2 separate regions of the Homo sapiens genome follow, and region 1 is linked to region 2. Evidence: chromatin loops called from intact Hi-C (ENCODE). Cell type or tissue: Caco-2. All regions are shown on one strand. Links, peaks and the distances in the headings refer to the core of each region. The heading gives the core; the rest is flanking DNA.

What was found. Peaks named below come from ENCODE experiments on the same cell type or tissue, not always from the same donor. Only the 100,000 strongest peaks of a DNase experiment are listed, where the experiment ranks them.
Region 1: it touches region 2 in a loop (4-fold over the local background); 2 of 110 quality-filtered maps call a loop at or near these places.

Annotation. Positions count from the first base shown.
Region 1 is chr11:107,036,171-107,038,670 of GRCh38, reverse strand. No RefSeq gene overlaps it. Among named protein-coding and RNA genes, the nearest start is that of GUCY1A2, 19 kb to the right of the region's middle. In Caco-2, for the core only: a CTCF peak has its summit at 944 (motif pointing right); no DNase peak of the experiment used is centred there.
Region 2 is chr11:106,464,504-106,470,054 of GRCh38, reverse strand. No RefSeq gene overlaps it. Among named protein-coding and RNA genes, the nearest start is that of LINC02719, 340 kb to the right of the region's middle. In Caco-2, for the core only: no CTCF peak of the experiment used is centred there; DNase peaks (open chromatin) are centred at 1,744, 2,068, 2,404 and 3,044.

The sequences.
Region 1 (2,500 bases), core at 1-2,500, 570 kb before region 2:
TGTGATAAATCAGTACCGGGCAATAGTACTTGAAGTATGCTTATAATTCACATTGATCTTCATACTTAAATTTGCAGGCTACCTTGACACAGATCCAAATAAAAGTATTTTTGTAAATTACTGATGTATCTAATCCAGTGAAATTGAGTTATATGGTCATGTCTGAATAATTCTCATTTTGATAATTTTATAATCGTAATCATGACATTCAGAGTCATATTATGGTCAACTTTCTAAATTAGATTAAAAGAAATATCTATTTTTGGTTACATAGAACAAGTTTCATTTAGTGCTGAAAGGTCAGGCTTAAGACATTTCTAAATGGCACTTCCAAAAACGGCAGCACTGTTACTGCCAAAGGGCAGGTGAAAATGCATTTCCCCATATAATTTTGAATGTTAAAAAAAAGAAAAATCAAAGAAATAAATTCCAATTTAATCTTTTAGCTGAATGTCACTGATCACCATGAATCTTTGTTAAAATGTCTTTGTTAATAGTATTGTAAACTGTCATTTGCTTCAAAATTTTAATGGTTATAGAGATGATAGAACAACATTATTCTGTTCTTTTCAAGTGGTTTGACTTTCCCTAACTAGTTCCCAAAGACAGATTTTGAGCTTTTTTGCTTTTGGTTTGCTGAGGCAGAGGAGAAACGTTACATGAAGGCTTGTGTTACTTAGCACTGGTCTTCTGTGAAAATAACTATTCTGAGAGAAGTGGCTTGTCCAAGGAAACAAAAGTATTTCACAGACTTCTTTGAATGTCTTTATTGTATAGCTAAGGAGTGGGAAACCCTTGACTAACTGGAAATGTAGTCCTCTTAGTCTAGTTTCTTTTGGCTTAAACCTAACTGGAATAGTATCATTTATGCCTATAGTTTCAAAAACACAATCGGACAGTGACAGCCTTTAGTCCAGTTTCCTGGACTACCACAAGATGGGGCTAAATTATAAGTAGACAATGATATTTGTGGTCTATCAGAGCAGGCATTTACCTGATTTTAATTTTGTGATTGTTGCTGCTGCTGTTGTGATGGGAAAATGAGTATGTAACCATCTAAAGCTTACAAACTTTAGTAAGTGAATTTTTTTTTTTTTTTTTTTTTGAGACGGAGTCTTGCTCTGTCGCCCAGGCTGGAGTGCAGTGGCAAAATCTCGGCTCACTGCAAGCTCCGCCTCCTGGGTTCATGCCATTCTAATATTTTTTAAAACAACTCTGGAAGAAGTATTTCTTCTTCCCAAATGATCTACTTTAGTGGGTGTATATATCATTTTTTTCTTGCCCAAATAGCGAGTTTGCCTTTTTGCATTTTAAATTATTGTACTGATTGATTATGTATCTGCATATATGACATAAAATAGTACTTTTAAAAAGATTGGTCTAGCGTTCCATGTGATGAAATACCTCTCTCTAGCCTTTGTTTCTCTCCCCATGTCATAGACATTATCTCTTCTCCTTCTCCTTCTATCTGCCTCCTTTTCATCTGTCTCTCATTTTTATCAGGTAACTGAAATGCTGAGGGTGTTTTTCCATTTTCTATACCTTCTCCTACCTCTATGACTGGGGAACCCTAAGCTAGCATGCTCAGATAGAACTGAAGAAATTCACTGGGTTAGGAGGAATGTGCATCCAAAGAGTTTGAAATCTGGTCTTATGTGCTAAATATTCATAAATATAAAATTATATTGATAATATTTATTTATTCATTAATTGACTATTCACTGAGCACAGACTCTGGACTCAGTGCTATACTAGATATTAAGTATAGATTAGTTAGGACAGAAATGACTTCTTTAGTAATTAGGTTTTTGTAAATGCACAGATAATAAGTTTTCCGTTGACACATTTTGACAAATATATTTACTTGTATACCCAATACCCAAGTTGAGATATAAAACAATTTCATCACCCTAGAAAGTTCTCTATTCACCTTAATCCCATTTCCAGTCAATTCATCCTGCCCACATTCCTATTCCTAGCAACTACTTTTTAAATTTCTATCACAATATGTTAATTTTTCCCCTTCTTAAACTTGATATAAATGGAATTGGCTGTTTTATGTATGGCTTCTATCGCTCAGCAGAGCATTTTTGAAATTTATCCATGTTGTTGAGTATATCAATAGTGTGGCTATTTATAGTGTATTATTTTCTTGTATAATACATCACAGTTTGTTTATTCATTCTATTGATGGATGCTAAAGTCACTTATGATTTTTTACTATTCTGAATAAAAGTGCTATGAACATTCTCATACACATCTTTTTGAAGACATATGCTTTCACTTATTTTATATATAAACCCAAAAATGGAATTGCTGAGTCCTTGTATAGGTGTATTTTTAACTTTATAAGAAATTGCCAAATAGTTTTTGAAAGTAGTTATACAATTTTTACTATAAATAATAATATAAGAAGTTTCCAGTTTGTCCACATACTCAGCAGCATTTCCTATAGTCAGCTTTCATTTTAGCCATTCCAGTGGGTGTAAAGTAGTATTTC
Region 2 (5,551 bases), core at 1,398-3,897:
CATAATTATCCCCATTTTTCATGTTTGTTGAAAGTGAATTCAGATGAAAACACTAGCTAGTGTTTAGATTCTTCCATTTTTAAGTCCAGGATGTATTCTATTTCATTTGTTAATTTTATTATAAATTTATAGGTCCCCAAAATTTCCTATTCTTAAACTTCATCACTTTTGTTCAATTGCCTTGAGATCAAAACAGTGACTACAACAGTCATTCCTAACACTTGGCATTTTGAACAATGCTGCATATTGAACAAACTACAAATGTCGGCAATTTCATAGAGTTTATTTTATTCAGTCCACATGTAGCTAATTTTTTCAGCATAACAATTAGCTACAATTTTGATTACATTCCACATATTTATGCTCTTTGTGTCTTTTCATTGATTTTTCTTTGTTTCAGAACATTTGTTTCATTTTCTAATTTAATGTTGATTAGAGATTAAAGCAATGTGAAAATGTATCATTTCTACTCTGCCAGAAACTAAAGTCTGAATATTTCCTGATTTTTTTCCCCTTAGTGTGAATCATTTATCAGTTTCTCTTAAAGGGCATGTAGTAACTATTTAGATAAAATTCAGTGTGAAACATTTAGAGATTTAGGAAACTCTAGAAGTCTTATCTTCTATACTTAGTTCCTCTTAACATTACAGACTATCAAATAGAAATATCATCGTTAACTTCCATTTCTTTTTGCTTATTTTTTCAATTCATAGGTTTTAAATATTTATATTGATAAAGAATACTAATGCTCTAAAATACTGAGAAAAATACTAAAACATTGGCTGATTACAGCAAGCTTCCTCTGCTACTTAAGTCTCATATCAATAACCAGTTCTAATGAAATTTATTTCAGGCATGTCACAGCACAATAAAAAAAAATTCCATTATTATGCAGTAGCTATGATTATCTGGCTAGAACTTAGTTTGACAGAACGGTTAGCTGGTCAAAAAGAAATGTTTTTGCTCATAATAGTTTTTACTGATTTTCAAAATCTTGACTTCTCTGCCTGCCTTCCTTTCTCCCTACCATTCGTATTTCCTTCAGACCTTTTTTGAATCTCATATATTTACTGGCTAACTGACTTTCTAGATATAAGTTGTGTAGAAAAGAACTCGTTTCCAATGAAAAAACATCCATTTAGTTTGTAAAGAGGCTAACTTAACTCTCAGTTCTCCAAGAGCTCACTCTTCTGAAACTTCCACTCCAGTCAGGGACAAACACCATGCAGCCCCAATGAAACAGCCCACTATGTAGGAACAGACTTAAGCATAATGAATGGAGGCTGGAAAGGGCTGGGAGCAGCTGGACTTTTCATTCTTTTCCTGAGTCTTCCTCTGTTGACAGTGTTCTGACAAATCCCTAGGATGCCACTGGGTTCCCAGGAAAAAAAAAAAAAGCAGAAAAAGAAACTTTTAAATTAGTCCTTTAGTTGGTTTAGTGCACATTAACCACTTGATGATAGTATAAATAGTTGTGAATGAGCAGTGTGTAAGACCGCTGAGCTAGAAGATTTCATATTTTCAGGCAGCCACAAAATAAGTTCTACCAAACAATTAACCCAAAGCTAAATGCGGCAAGAGAAAAATATTTCTAGATGAACGCATTGACTATTCTTTAACTTTCACCCATAGTTAACAGCATTTCATATCACCTCTGCAAACACATCAGAGAAATAATTCTAGTTCGGGAGTCAGAGCCAGCTATTTTTGTAGCTGGAACACCATTTATGCCTCCTTCACAGCATTTATCAACATTGCATTCACATGATTGTTTGGTGACTCACTGCCTCTCCAGACCCTAAGATCTTCAACAAACAGGACCATATTTTGTTATACTGACTGCCTTATCTCCAGTTTTGAGCATAAGCAGGCCAGAAATAAATATTTTTGAATGAGTGAATAGAAGTGTTAATGAAAAGAGTCAAACTCTGTAAAATACTGGAAGAGATTTATTTTGAGCCAACAATGAGTGACCATGCCCCATGGCACAGCCCTCAGAAGGTCCTGAGAACATGTGCCCAAGGTGGTTGGGGTACAGCTTGGTTTTATGCAGTTTAGAGAGATATAAAACTTCAATTAAATACATTTAAGAAATACGTTGGTTTGGTCCAGAAAGGTGGGACAACTTGAAGTGGGGGCTTCCAGCTTATAGACAGATTTACAATTTTTCTAGTTGACAATTGGTTGAGTTTATCTAAAGACCTGGAATTAATAGAAAGGAATGCCTGGGTTAAGATAAAGGATTGTGGAGACCAAAGTTCTTATTTGCAGAGGAAGCCTTCAGGTAGTAGGCTTCAGAGAAAATAGGCTGTAAAAAGTTTCTTATCAGACCTAAAGTATGTGTTGATGTTAATGATGGAGAGGTATAATGAGGCATACCTGATCCCCACTTCCCATCATGGCCTGAACCAGTCCTTCATGTTAAGTTTTAAGAGTGCCCTGGCTGAGGAGGAAGTCCATTCAGGTGGTTGAGGTGGGTGTAGAATTTTATTTTTGGTTTACAGATTAAATAAGTGAGTAAAATATGATTGAGAGGTCAGTCCAAGTCTTAACAATATCCATAGAAAATATGGAATACATGGCAGTTGTTTATCACACAAATAGGAGGGAAGATACACACCAAAAAAATCTATCATCTTCATGCTCATTTGTAATGTGTTGGCAAATATATTAACTTTTATCAAATGTCTTATCCTTAATCAAAACAAATATGTGTTCTCAAAAGCTTCTTTTTCTGTATGTTTGTGTTTTAATACTTAACAGAGGTGCATTAAAAAACCTTAATTATACACAATTTTCTAATTCTGTGTTAATTTATTCAGACATTTCAACATGAGAGCACCTGGATGAATTTTTAAATGAGGGTCCTTGCTTTTCTTCTTCCCTGCCTCCCCCCACCCCGCATAATATCATTGAACTCATCTTTTGTTAATTGCAAACAGTCTCCAATCTATATTGATCCTGGGTTCGTATGTTTACTCAGAAAATAGAAAAACGTGCTCCCACACTGCTGATTGCAATACAAATTAAGCACCAGCTGGGTTTGTGAGTCACTGGTTAAGGATTACTGCAGCCTTATAGCACAGCGTAATTCCAGTGGTGAGATCAATCACGTAAAATAAACACTAAGCATGAGCAGAAGAGTTTTTTTCTGAGGGGTTTCAGAAGTGAGGAAGAAAAGTTGTGAACAAAAATAGAATTGAAGGAGGCCATCTTTAGCTGACCATCACTGCTGTTTTAACTTTCTTGCTTATGAAAGGCTGTTTCTTTTCAAGAGTAATAGAGACACACTCGGTGTGTTAGTGCCATTTGTCTAACTCATGGCAGCCTGTGAGGAACTCAAAAGGGAACATCTGAAGACAAAGCAGCTGACTGGAAGTCTTAGCTCTGCTACTTCCTTGCTCATTTCATGACTCGGAATAACTACTAAGTGCCTTTGAGTCTTATTTAGCCCATTCACCTGTCAGAGCCCAGACCCTGCAACTAGCTGGGTGACCTTGAGTAAATTACTCTCTGTGGCTAAATTAATCATCTGTGACTGTTTCCATACACATAAAATGGGAATACTTAGGCTACCTACCTCAGAATGCTGTTGTGAAAATTAAACAGCATTTCTACAGTACTTGGAACAGAGGCTGGCATGCAATAAACATTCCACACATCACTGTGACTATCATTTCTATAATATTGTTTTTCATGAACAGTTGTATATTCTGCTTGTGCATTGCTTTAAAGTACACCAAAACCTGATGATTGAATTATACAGGCAAAGTTTGGGGCCACAGGTATTTCATCTTCCCCCTCAGCCTTGCTTCATCTACCCTAAGCCTTTTTGAAATATCTTCAGAACCCTGGACCACTGCATTCATTTGCTAGGGCTGACGTAAAAGTACCACAGACTGGGTGACTTAAACACCAGAAATTTATTTTCTTACAGTTCTGGAAGCTAGAAGTCCAAGATCAAGGTGTCGAAGGGGTTGATTTTTTCTGAGGCCTCTCTCCTTGGCTTATAGATGGTTGTCTTCTTCTGGTGTCTTGATATGGTCATTGCTCTGTTCATGTCAATATCCAAATTTCCTCTTCTTAGGACACCTGTTATATTAGACCGGAGCCAGCCCTAAGAACCTCGCTTGAACTTAATGACTTATCTAAAGACCTTATCTCCAAATACATTCTGAGACTGGGGATTAGGACTTCAACATATGGATAGGGATGGGACATGTTAGGCCACAACAACCTAAACCCAGTTTAGCTATCAGTCCCCAATCTCTGTAAGAAAAAAGTCCTAACAAGCATTGAGTTCTTTTCCTGCTATTTGTCTCTTGGCAGGGGACCGATGTAGTAGAATAAGCTCAACCATTGTTAATGGCACAGAGAACCCCATCCTGCAAGGATCTATTGTTCCCCGTAAGCATATTTCAATACCCTGAAGCCAAGTGTGGAAGAAATTAAATAGAAAAATTAAGTTCATCTTGCCACAATCAATAGGGGTGCGTTCTGACACAACCACCTACCCCATCAAGGTCATCATTCCCCAGACAAGTTTCCAGGGCCCAGGAACCAGACCTTGGAGTCAGAGGCTTGCTTAGGATTTCACATTTCCCCCACGTCCTCTGGAAGCAAGCTCACTAGTGCCTAGAAAATGACAAATCTAACTGATCACACATAGACTGGCCCTTTATGTGAGGGCATTTGCTTCTGTGAGATTTAGATGAGCCCAGTTGGAGTTGTTCGCCCATGGTTTCTCCTACTTCTTCCAGATGTGGCCTTGGCCTCAGCCATGCCTTGCTACTGCCACTTCATCTTTGCTGTCTCTTTGGGGGTTCTTGGTTTCTACCACCGTGCTGCCGTGGAGCTGCTCCTCACTCCCGTCAGGAAAATGCTGAAACCCTTAGCAGTGTTTCTCATTAAGTTTCACTCTCAAAGACAGAAAAACTCATCCCTAAGTTTTACACCCAGGAAGCTTAGCTGAGTGGAATTTTATCCCATCTTTCTGAGCACCCTGTCTTCTCATGATGCAAAAGGCCTAAGTACCACTCTAGAAGCATCCTGGCCATCTCTGCAGAAGCCTAGTTAGCAGTAGCTAGCTCAGTATTACATAGGTGTATGCATTCTACAAATATGATTCACCTAAATTTCCTATCTGGGAAGGTGTGGGATACAATGAGTAAAAAAAAAAATAGGCTTTAGGTTAAAATGACTAGTTAAATTCCTCTTCCCTTGCATTCCTTTTTTGACAAGTCATTGTTAAGAGCCTACTATGTGCTCTGCAGCTGTGATCTTAAGTAAATTTTTTGCACATCAGTTTTTTAATCTACAAAATGAAATAATAATTGCTACCTTGTAGCATTCTCAGAATTAAATGGCCTAATGTATGCAAAGACCTTGGAATATATAGTAGCTACTCAATAAATGGTAACTAGTATTATTTTCAGGTTAATGGAGAGTGACAGCAAATAGACCTGTAGTACTTTGTGATGGACATGACATTTTATCAGCACTGCCCTTTATGCCATTTTAGTGAGGTCTTCTTTTGTCAGGTTCCCTCAAA